2 separate regions of the Homo sapiens genome follow, and region 2 is linked to region 1. Evidence: read pairs that join two places in POLR2A ChIA-PET (ENCODE). Cell type or tissue: PC-9. All regions are shown on one strand. Each heading gives the region's core, and the rest is flanking DNA. Links, peaks and the distances in the headings are about the cores only. Region 1 holds the start of LINC01508 (long intergenic non-protein coding RNA 1508). Region 2 has its middle 140 kb from the start of LINC01508.

Region 1 (5,393 bases), core at 135-5,134:
AAAACTGAGGGTTTGTATTCTAGGAGAGGCACTGGAGTTTAATAGTTCAGGAAATGGAATGGTTTGATGAGATGCTCCAGAATTCTTAGGGAGTAGTTGGCAACTCCAAAGTAAAGGTGAAGATTTGTGCTTTAAATCAATAGACTGTAATTCAGAAAAAGACAGAATTCAAGGTCCCAAACAGTATTTTTTAAGTAAACAGATCTAATTTGTTTGTTTGCTTCATTTTTTGAGGTAGAAAAGTATAGAAGATTCAAGTAATCTTCCTTTTGATCTAAGAATAGTGGTAATATAATTATGTGATAAATAAAAGAAGGAAATCAAAATACTCCAGTTTTATAACATAAATATAACTACAGCATGCATTTTCAATAGAGGCAATATCACTCCTTAGGAGGTAAAAATTCCGGAAGCAAAAAAATTATTAGATATGATATTTATTTGTGGCTCTCCAAAGCTCAACCTTACCCAACAAAACCTTATTTTCTCTGGCAGGGTGTGGTGGCTCACACCTGTAATCCCAGCACTTTGGGAGGCCGAGGCAGGTGGATCACTTGAGATCAGGAGTTGGAGACCAGCCTGACCAACTTAGTGAAACCCCGTCTCTACTAAAAATACAAAAATTAGCTGGGCGTGGTTGTGGGCACCTGTAATCCCAGCTACTCAGGAGACTAAGGCAGGAGAACCAACCTTATTCTCTAGTATTTAATTTCTCCTATTGAGTTTTCTTAGATATCACAAAAGCAGCATGGACACTGAGTTCCTGGCAGAGACCCAAAACGTATCCAAGGTCATGTTACAAAAATGTGGCAAATGGCCATGAGTAGGGGGCTTCTTCTCCATCCCTTGCTCCATTTCAAAGTCACATGGGGAGAGCTGGCCTGTGCTGTTGGCTGCCCTGGTCACCTTGTAAGCATTGCTTCTCACATGATCTCAGTGATTTTATGTGTGACTTAGGCTTTGGGAATTAAATGTAATTGTTTGTATTTTATCATTTAATTATAAAAATGTTATTCAACTCATTGTTGACTATGTCAAGTGCTAAAAAAAAAGCAGTGATGAATTATAGTTAAAAAGTATCTTTTCTTATCAAGCAAAAGTTAACTTCACTAAATTTTTGAAGAAATTAATTTTTCAATTATTCACCTTTGATGGGAAAAAGCAGTTATGAATGATGTTTAAAATGTATATTACATTGCTATTATTATATATTTATAAACAATGTGATCCATTGCAGTTTGTATAAAGCAATAAATTACATTAATAGTTATTAGGCTAAAAAGAGAAAGTTAAATGTTATAGCTTTTAATTTTAAGTTTTAACTTAAGCATTTTATTTAGTCATTCTTAACCTGGCAATGAATAAAATTAGTAAGGTTTGTACTTAGTCTTTTTCTTTTCGTATGAAGCACAGACATGTACACTACATAAGCAGATATACAGTGTACTCATGGTATTAAAGTTTCTCATAGGTGATGATTAGACAAAAATCTGATGTCTATTTTCTCTTCCCCAAATTAATATAATACTAGTAGTAATGCAATCAGGTCACGTAATACCTGCATTAGGCAAAGATCTGATGCATCAATAACAGCATTTGAGAAATCTTCTCAAAATTAAAAACTAGGTGAACACTCCCCATTCCCCTGAGATGTAATAAATATCGCAGATTGGCTGGGATTCTTTTTGTCCATGACTTTATAATTTTCCTAAATACAAACATACCTATAGCAAATCAAACAACACTATGTATTGTGACAATCTGATATTTTTTAATTATAAAGAGACACTCATCTTTGAGTGAATACACATTGATATTTATTCCCATAATCTGGATTTATTAAAATTAAGCTTCCGAGCTGGGTCCTTGATTTAGGCTTAAATTCCCTGACCCAGTTTTGATGCTAGTGCCAAGTTCCAAATGTATGAAATGGAGTTGTTTCTGCCTTAAGACTGAAAGCAGTTAACAGAAAGCCTCCATTTTAAGTTTTTATCCATAAAGCGGAGAAGCTGAGTGGGTTGATATGGGGGTGGAGAGGGGTTTGCCTTAAACAGATATTCTTCCTCATGAACCAGTTTTCTCTGTGGATATTTAGACTAGCAAAACAGACCACGCTGGTCAGGAGGCGGGCGGAGGTGTACAAGCAGATTAGGAGTAACGTTATCCCTTGACTTAGGCCTGTATGACTGAGACACACATACGCACACACATGCACGGCACTGCATGTGCTCAGAAGGACCTGGTCTCATCCTGAAGGTGGAGTAGGATGACAGAGGCTGTGATTAAATTCAAGCTCTCACAGCAGCAGTCTAAGTCATCCTTTGAGAGGACTGTATTCAGGGTGGAACTCCGAAAAGAAATCCTCCGTCTCTCTTACTGCCAATTCACAAATCATATGCTCTTTAGCAAACAACAACAACAAATATACAAACGAAAAAACCCAGGGGCCGTTCTTCTTCCTCCTGGGACTCAGGTTTGTGCTTGTTACCTGGAGGCCTTTGTGAAGTGACACGTGTAGGTGCACAGTCTCTCCCCACCCGCGTCGTCACAGTCAGTGCCTGAGTTCTCTCTGGCAAGTTCAAGTTCGAGAGAGAGTGTGTTTCCTCAGACTTAGAGCCAGGCCCTCAGGGAGCTGGGAGTGCACTACTGTGCTGGGAGGGGTTTTGAGGAATGCTGACGTTTTCCCCGAGGTCATTTGTCGAGCTTCACTGGCTTTCCCACTTTCTGAAGATTCCTCTTGTTAGTTTCTATTTATATAAGGACTCACCTCCTTTCAACTAAAGCAGGGATCCCCCTCCCCCACCCCGGGCCTGTCTGTGGCCTGTTAGGAACCGGGCCGCACAGCAGGAGGTGAGCAGCCCAGCCTAGCCAGCATTACCGCCCAGCTCCGCCTCCTGTCAGAACAGCAGAGGCATTCCATTCTCATGGCAGCGGAGCCCTACTGTGAACTGCACACGCGGGGGATCTAGGTTGCGTGCTCCTTTTAAGAATCATCTAATGCTTGATGATCTGTGGAACAGTTTCATCCTGAAAACATCCCCCCATCCTCACCTCCACCCAGCTCCATGGGAAATCTCTTCCCTGGAGTTACCAATCAGGAAAGTAGAAATCCAATAGTTTGATTAGACACAACTTTCCATGCAGAACGAATGATATCACACATGCGATGAGGGAGATGGGTAAAATCATTTCAAACGGTCATCCCGGAACTAAAATTCTATTGCACAAGTCATCACTGTGGTTCAGTAATGGACCAAAAGGAGTGTACGCTTATAGCCAATTCTACTTCTGAGCTCAAAAGTAATTTGAAAGGTCAATGAGTTTTTAAAACCAATTTTACACAATTCCTCATTTCCTTAGAATATGAGATTATATTCTTTACACTCTTAAAAATTTACAGCACACTAACAAGCGATCATAGACATACAAGAACATTAAGAAGAATAGGAAAATAAATTGTTATAAACAGGGAAAACAGCAAGTGAAAGAATAAATAAAAAATGATTCATCTTTACCAAACTAGACTTCTAAGCTTAGTTCTAACATCCGATATCTCAAATACTAAAAGCAATTGAATACTTAATGATAATCAGTTCTTTCATTATAGCTGGTTTCAATGTGAAAACAGTTACTAATCAATTTGCCGTATGCATGGTTACTGTGGATATTATTTATTTGCGTATTATTTATTTATTAACATAAAATTTTGGTATTCACAAGAAAATTTCAGAAACTGTCTCTATTCTCTGAAGATGTAAATAAATGAAGATGAAAGAGGAAAAAAACAATTTTGATAATTTCATGCTTCAGCTGAGGACCTGTGTTTGACAGCAAAAGCACCAGGCTTTGTACTTCTCTCTTTTTTCACTGATTCCTGGCATAGCACAGTGCTTCTGACCTGCATAAAACTAAATATTTCTATAAATGCTCTCAGTCTTCTGTTATTTCAAAAAAATTGACAGCAGGAAAGACCATTAAAAGATCAAGGTTTATGTCAAGCAACTAAAAGAAATTAAATTTTGTTCATCTATCAGAGTTTGTCGAGGGAAACATTTCGGGCAGCAGTAGTCTTTCTATGGCAGGACTATTTTTCTATGCTGAAGCCTTATTAGCAAGCATCTTGCTCAGTATATGCCAGGAATTTCTCTCCAGTCACTGAAATAACCAAAAATCTGATGTGCTCCCTGAGCAGCAGAGCATCCCGGAATTGAGAGCTATTGAAAGATAACATACATGAAACTCCTTAAAATGGAAAAATAAAATCTCACTTCTGATGATCTGTTTACTGCCATCTTGATCAAGCAGCACCTGGTGTCCTGCTCTCCGCTACTCCCACACATGAATTTCCCAGTCCTCAAAAAGGGAGCATCTTGCAGAACTCTTTCCCAAGGCTAAGCTTGTGCTTGCCTTCTGGAAATCAAGAAGATATGCTTCGCTTTCACAGAAGAGTTTCTTGGGGTTAATGTGAGTCCACTATTCTCCTCCCTGGAATGTATGAGTTCCCGCAGAGACAGTGGGGCAGAGGAGAATGGTCCTGAGTGTCTCCAAATACTCAACTGCTCTCCTGGGAATGGGAGCACATAGGGCAGCAGTTACTCTTCCTATCTGCAGGCACATAAACTACCTTTTGGCTTTTCCTCAACAGGCTTTCCCATTAACATCCCCCATCTAGAGAAGGGCCACCAGAAAAACAAAAAAACAGAAAATACTATCAGCTATGTTTCATGCAAGGAAAAGATGGAGACAGAAGTTGACTGAGGTCCAATGGCAATACTTTGCATGTTAAAAATTTAATTTATTTGCACTATTTTCTTTCTTATAGGATGAATAATTGCAATTCTAATGTATAACCCAAACATTACTATCCTAAATCTGATTATTTATCTTGTTTTAACAATAGCTATATTTATAATATTTAATGCAGATCTGATCCCTAACTTTTGCATCCAATAGTTAAATTTTTTAAAAAGAAAATTTTATCATTTATTTCATTTTTTAAAGATATTTACTTTCCAATCACTTAAATATTTATCATACATATTTTTATTGTGATAAATATACATAATATAAAATGTAACATTTTAACAAATTTTAAGTGCGCAATTTTATTTTGTTACAATTTAGCTGGAATTTTGAAGTTAGTAGAATAGAAAAATTAGGAGTTAGCTAATTGAAATTATGTTCTCTCACATCAGAAGTTCAAACTTAACCCAAGATTGTCTGCTTGCTAGGAAATCATTGGTAACCTCCTACGGACATTTTAAAATGGGAAGAGCCATACAGTCCAAGCAATAATTTGAATGCAATCATTAGATCCAGCTGCATGATCCTTCAAGACGCCCTTAAAGGAAGTATTTATCTTCTAGGTTAATTGTAATTTTCATAACAACACT
Region 2 (5,393 bases), core at 89-5,088, 140 kb before region 1:
CCAGGCGTAGTGGCGTATGCCTGTAATCCCAGCTACTTGGGAGGCTGAGGGAGGAGAAACACTTGAACCCAGGAGGCGGAGGTTGCAGTGAGCCGAGATTGCTCCACTGCACTCCAGCCTGGGCAACAGAGTGAGACTCTGTCTTAAAATAAAATTAAATTAAAAAAAAACAGAAATAAATCACAAGAAATAGAAATGAATTATGAAAATAGAAATTAGAAATGAATTACAAGAAATAAAAAAATGGAAAGGAAGAAGAAAATAATTCAATAAAATGTAAAGACAACAAAAAAACACAAAACCTTGGGATAGCCCCTCTTTTCTTTTCTCAGAATAAAAATCTCTGTCCTCCTCAAAACCATGATTCTGACTAGCCTGCAGGTACAGTCCCTGGCAGAAGCCATTTGTACCGGCAGCAGTGGCCCTGCTTGGCTGGGTCAGAGGACACTGAATGAATGGTAAGCCTTTGTCAAACTCTTAATTTCCACACACTCGGTGTTCCTATTTAACTATTTGTTTATCTGTTTATAACTCATTATCCACATCATACAAAAATACATTCTCATCCTCAAACATTCCAGCAATTTCAGAGTATGTAAAATAAACATTAAAAGGTTCAGATGGCCTCCCATTCTCATATTTTCTTCTTTTCTTCTTCTTCACCATACTTTCCAATGATGATTTTGGCAAATAGCTCTGTCTTTTGTTTATTTTGTAGTGCTCTTACACAAATAGTTAATAAATGTAAACACTTTATTTATTTTTATTTTTATTTTTGAGATGGAGCCTCCCTCTGTTGCCCAGGCTGGAGTGCCATGGTGTGATCTGGGCTCACCACAAACTGCCTCCCGGGTTCAAGCAATTCTCCTGCCTCAGCCTCTCAAGTAGCTGGGATTACAGGCACGTGTCACCACGCCCAAGTAATTTTTGTATTTTTAGTAGAGATGGGGTTTCACCATGCTGGCCAGCTTGGTCTCGAACTCCTGAGCTCAGGTGATCTGCCCGTCTTGACCTCCCAAACTGCTGGGATTACAAGCATGCGCCACCGCGCCTGGCCTAAATATATACACTTTAAATTAAAAATTGGAATATGGTATGCATACATTTTTAGAAAACCGGCTTTTCGTTGCACAGAGCTTGCTTCTCATCAGTGAGTGTATTCAGAATACATCAGTGGGTGTATTCTCTGCCATATTCTTTTGGGAGACTACATAATATTCCATTAAAAAGATGCTCTTCAATGTAGTTGTCACTAATGGACATTTTTATTGATTTTTCATTTTTTTCTCAATGCCCCATGAATATTTTTGTACATAATATTTATGTAACAGTTTTATTGATATATAATTCATATATAAATTGCCCATTTAAATGGTTAATTCAATGGTTTTTAGGATATCCACAGTTTTGCAACCATTACCATGATCAATTTTCAAACGTTTTCATCATTCCGAAGAGAAACTTGGCCATTTAGCAGTTACTCCTCATTTTCCTCAACCCCTCTCCTTGGTGCTAAGCGGCCATTAATAGATTTGTCTATTCTGGATATTTTTTATATATTGAATCATACCATATGTAGCTTGTTTTTTTTTTTTTTTTTTTTTTTTGGCTTGCATCCTTTTACTTAGCATTATGTTTTCAAGGTTCATCCATATTGTAGCATGTATCAGCATGTCATTCCTTTTTATTATTGAATAATATTTAATTATATAAATATGTCACCTTTTACCAATTCATTCATTGATGGAAATTTGGGTTTCTTCTAATTTTTGAATAATAAGAGTAATGTTGCTAGGAACATTCATGCAAAAGTGTTTGTGGGGGCATATATCTTCACATTTTTTTGTATTTGGGTGTAAACCTAAAAGTAGAATTTCTAGGTCATTTAACTTTTTGAGGAAATGCCAAACTGTGTTCCAAAGTGGCTGCACGGTTTTATATTCCCACCACCAATGTATGAGGATTCCAATTTCTTCACTTCCTCTCAACACTTTTAATTTTCTGGTTTTTTTTTTTTTGTTTTTTGTTTGTTTTGTTTTGTTTTTTAATAGCCTAGTAGGAGTGAGGTGGTATAGAACTGTGTTTCTGATTTGCTTTTGTCTGACGACTAATGATGTTGAGCATCTTTCATGGGTTTATTGGCCCATTGTATATTTTCTTTAAAGAAATATCTATTATTTGCCCCATTTTAATTGGGTTATATGTCCTCATATTATTAAGTTGTAAGAGTTTTTTATAGTTTCCAAATAAGTCTACAAGATTATCCACGTCTTAGTTCATAAAACAAGTCTTGAAAAATTTACAAAGATTAAAATCATACTAAGTATCTTTTCTGACCATAAGGGAATAAAACTAGAAATCAATAGCAAAAGGAGAGCTGAAAAAAACACTAATATGTGGAAAGTAACACACTGTTAAATAATGGGTTAAGGAAGAGGTCACAAGGAAAATTAGAAAATATCTCGAACCAAAGGAACACACGTTTGTTTAACATACTAATTCTGCTTCAGTGTCACATTGAAGGGAAATGTTTACCCTTTCAGATTTTTTTTTCCAGAAAATAGGTGGGCATTCAAAATTCAAACACAAAATATAAAATACTTGAACTAAATAGAAAAATACTTGAACTAAAATATTTACATTTTAATTTAAAAATTGGAACTGCGAATAACTGCTGCCAAACTCTGCTGACACTTTAATTTCAGCCTGTGAGACACTGAACAGGGAACCCAGTCATGCTCTGCCGGATTCTGACCCACAGAAACTCAGATGGACATTTGTGATGTTCTAAGCTGCTGAGTTTGTAGTAATTTGTCATGCAGCAAATTAAGCAATAAAATAACACGATAAAAAAAAACCCTAGAAATAAATACTTAACAAAATACTCCCAAAGACAAAAATGGCATTTCATAAGGAAAAAGACATACATGTTGTCTGTGAGATTACATAAAAGATGTGTTTAAGTTTCATATGCAAAAATAAAGAGGGTTAAAAGATTATGTACTGTTTTATAATGTTCTAATGTCAAAATAATATAAAGAATCTTAACATTGGAAGGAATTCAGGGTCATTTTATTAAACTTCTAAGCCAATTTTGGAATATTTCTCCATAAATTCTGATAATTATGCAACTAATTACATTGCTTCATGAGAAACTAATTCGTTTTTGAATAAGTTTAATATTTAAAAGATTATTTTTTTATTTGGATATTTATTATTAGCCTGTCTGATTCTATTTATTTGTGTTAATTCTGTCTCTGTAATTGCATAGGGAAGGTTTAATCCTGTTTAGTTATGGACAATATTTCAAATGTTTGAAGGCAGACTCTGTATGTCTCTGCCCCAACCACCAGTTCTTTTTGAGGAGCACACCCAGTTCCCTTATTCACATAATGTCCTCATATTTTTGTCTTAGTGGCTAAACACTCCTTCTGTAACTGTCCAGTTTGCCAATGTTGTCTTAGCCTTTCCTTCTTTCATTTTTAAGAGCGAGTAACAGAGGCTTCCATTTACTATCAATGTTTAATATTCTGTGCCTCCAAAATGCAGTGAGTTAGAATTGTGTGTTGTTTTTCTAGCAACAAAAATTTAACCACAAAAGTAAAAACGTCTCCAAGTGACAGTATTTGCATTAACTTGCTTGGAAGTGTTCTTTTTCATTCTGAGGTTTACAAAACCTGAGATGTTAGAAGAAGATTAGAGCTCATCAAATCCAGTTTCTCATTTCATCCATAAGGAAGCCCTTGCCCTGGAAGACATGTGGTCAGTCTCAGTGCACACAGCTGGGTCGCTGCAGACGACTGAAGGCAGGTTTTCCCCAGTATTTTGAGCTACGCACAGTACAGACAAATCCAACATCTTTGCAAACACAGATGTGAGGTACTAGTTTTATTTCTTCAATTGACTGATGCAGTAACAGTGTGCTAAAAGCTAGACTCAGTCACATGATTGATCCCCTAATAATACTCAGTGATTTCCTCGTAGATTTCTTCCAAGAAATTTGACGCACAGCATGATATACTGCATTAATCCTCTAGAGCATCTGTGACTATAAATCATCAGAGGTTGTGGCGCTCAGTTTATATCCAAAAGCCAATTATAAAGAGAGAGAAAATGTGCAATAAATTACTGACATAATTAAACTGTTAAAAAATATCTATTGACATATGACGGACATAATGAAAAAAACATGGAAAAATTAAGAAAATTAAGTATTTTGTTTCATAGTGGGATAACTGGTTTTTTATTTCCTTGAAAGTTTTTATATTGCTATTATGAACTATAAGCAAATTAGATAGAAAAAAAGAAAGCTAAATTGAATATTCTATTTACTAGAAATTTCCCAGAGGCCACATTAATTTTACATCCAATTGCCACTTTAACGTCTTCCCCTGTGTTCCTTCCCTACCCAAACTCCTGCTGTTTGCCATCTGAGGTAATGACTCTCCTGAAATTTGTGTTTATCATTCTGATGCTTTTGCAAAATACTATTTTAGCATGAAAGTTTCTAGAAACCTTTTTAAAAGTTCTTATGATAATTAATTTCTTAACTTTATCAAAATGACATCCTGCTATATTTAACCTTCAGAAATGTGCTACATTTTATTACTGTATATTGCTAAGATTGAACTCTATGGCTCTGTGTGGCTGCCATGTTGACTACTACATAATATTTCATGTGTGACTGTGCCACAGTTAATTTATACATTCTTCCACTAACAGGGGTTTTGGTTATTTCCAAGGTATGTCTAACAAAAACCGTGCTGTTTTGAACTTATACGTCATTCCTAATGCACACTTGCAAAGTTCTTGGGAATGTTCCCAGGAAGAGAATTTCCTAGTCATAATAAGATACGCAAATATTCCACTTTACTACATAATGCTACATAATTTACCCAAGTAGTTATATTAATTTACATTTCTATGAACAATATATACAAGATTCTTGATTTATATCATCTGCAAATCTTGGTATTGATGGTTTTCTCAAGTAATGGCAATTTAATAGATATAAAATATTATTTCATCATAGCTTCACTTGCACTGCTTGTTAGAGGTTAAATTTAAATATATCTTTCATATATTTATTGGCCATGTATGTCTTTTTCCTTATGAAATGCCATTTTTGTCTTTCGGAGTATTTTGTTAAGTATTTATTTCTAGGGTTTTTTTTATCGTGTTATTTTATTGTTTAATTTGCTGCATGACAAATTACTACAAACTCAGCAGCTTAGAACATCATAAATGTCTCATCTGAGTTTCTGTGGGTCAGAATCCGGCAGAGCATGACTGGGTTCCCTGTTCAGTGTCTCACAGGCTGAAATTAAAGTGTCAGCAGAGTTTGGCAGGAGTTATTCGCAGTTCCAATTTTTAAATTAAAATGTAAATATTTT

The links. ChIA-PET counts read pairs that join two places held together with the same protein. Peaks named below come from ENCODE experiments on the same cell type or tissue, not always from the same donor. Only the 100,000 strongest peaks of a DNase experiment are listed, where the experiment ranks them.
Region 2: POLR2A ChIA-PET joins it to region 1 with 9 read pairs; 2 of 35 experiments call an interaction of 5 or more read pairs at or near these places.

The regions. Positions count from the first base shown.
Region 1 is chr9:90,430,943-90,436,335 of GRCh38, forward strand. LINC01508 (long intergenic non-protein coding RNA 1508) reads right to left here and starts at 2,547. Exons shown (of 3, transcript NR_109795.1): 1 at 2,489-2,547. In PC-9, for the core only: no CTCF peak of the experiment used is centred there; a DNase peak (open chromatin) is centred at 2,699; H3K4me3 peaks cover 2,051 bases; H3K27ac peaks cover 2,187 bases.
Region 2 is chr9:90,292,825-90,298,217 of GRCh38, forward strand. No RefSeq gene overlaps it. Among named protein-coding and RNA genes, the nearest start is that of LINC01508, 140 kb to the right of the region's middle. In PC-9, for the core only: no CTCF peak of the experiment used is centred there; no DNase peak of the experiment used is centred there.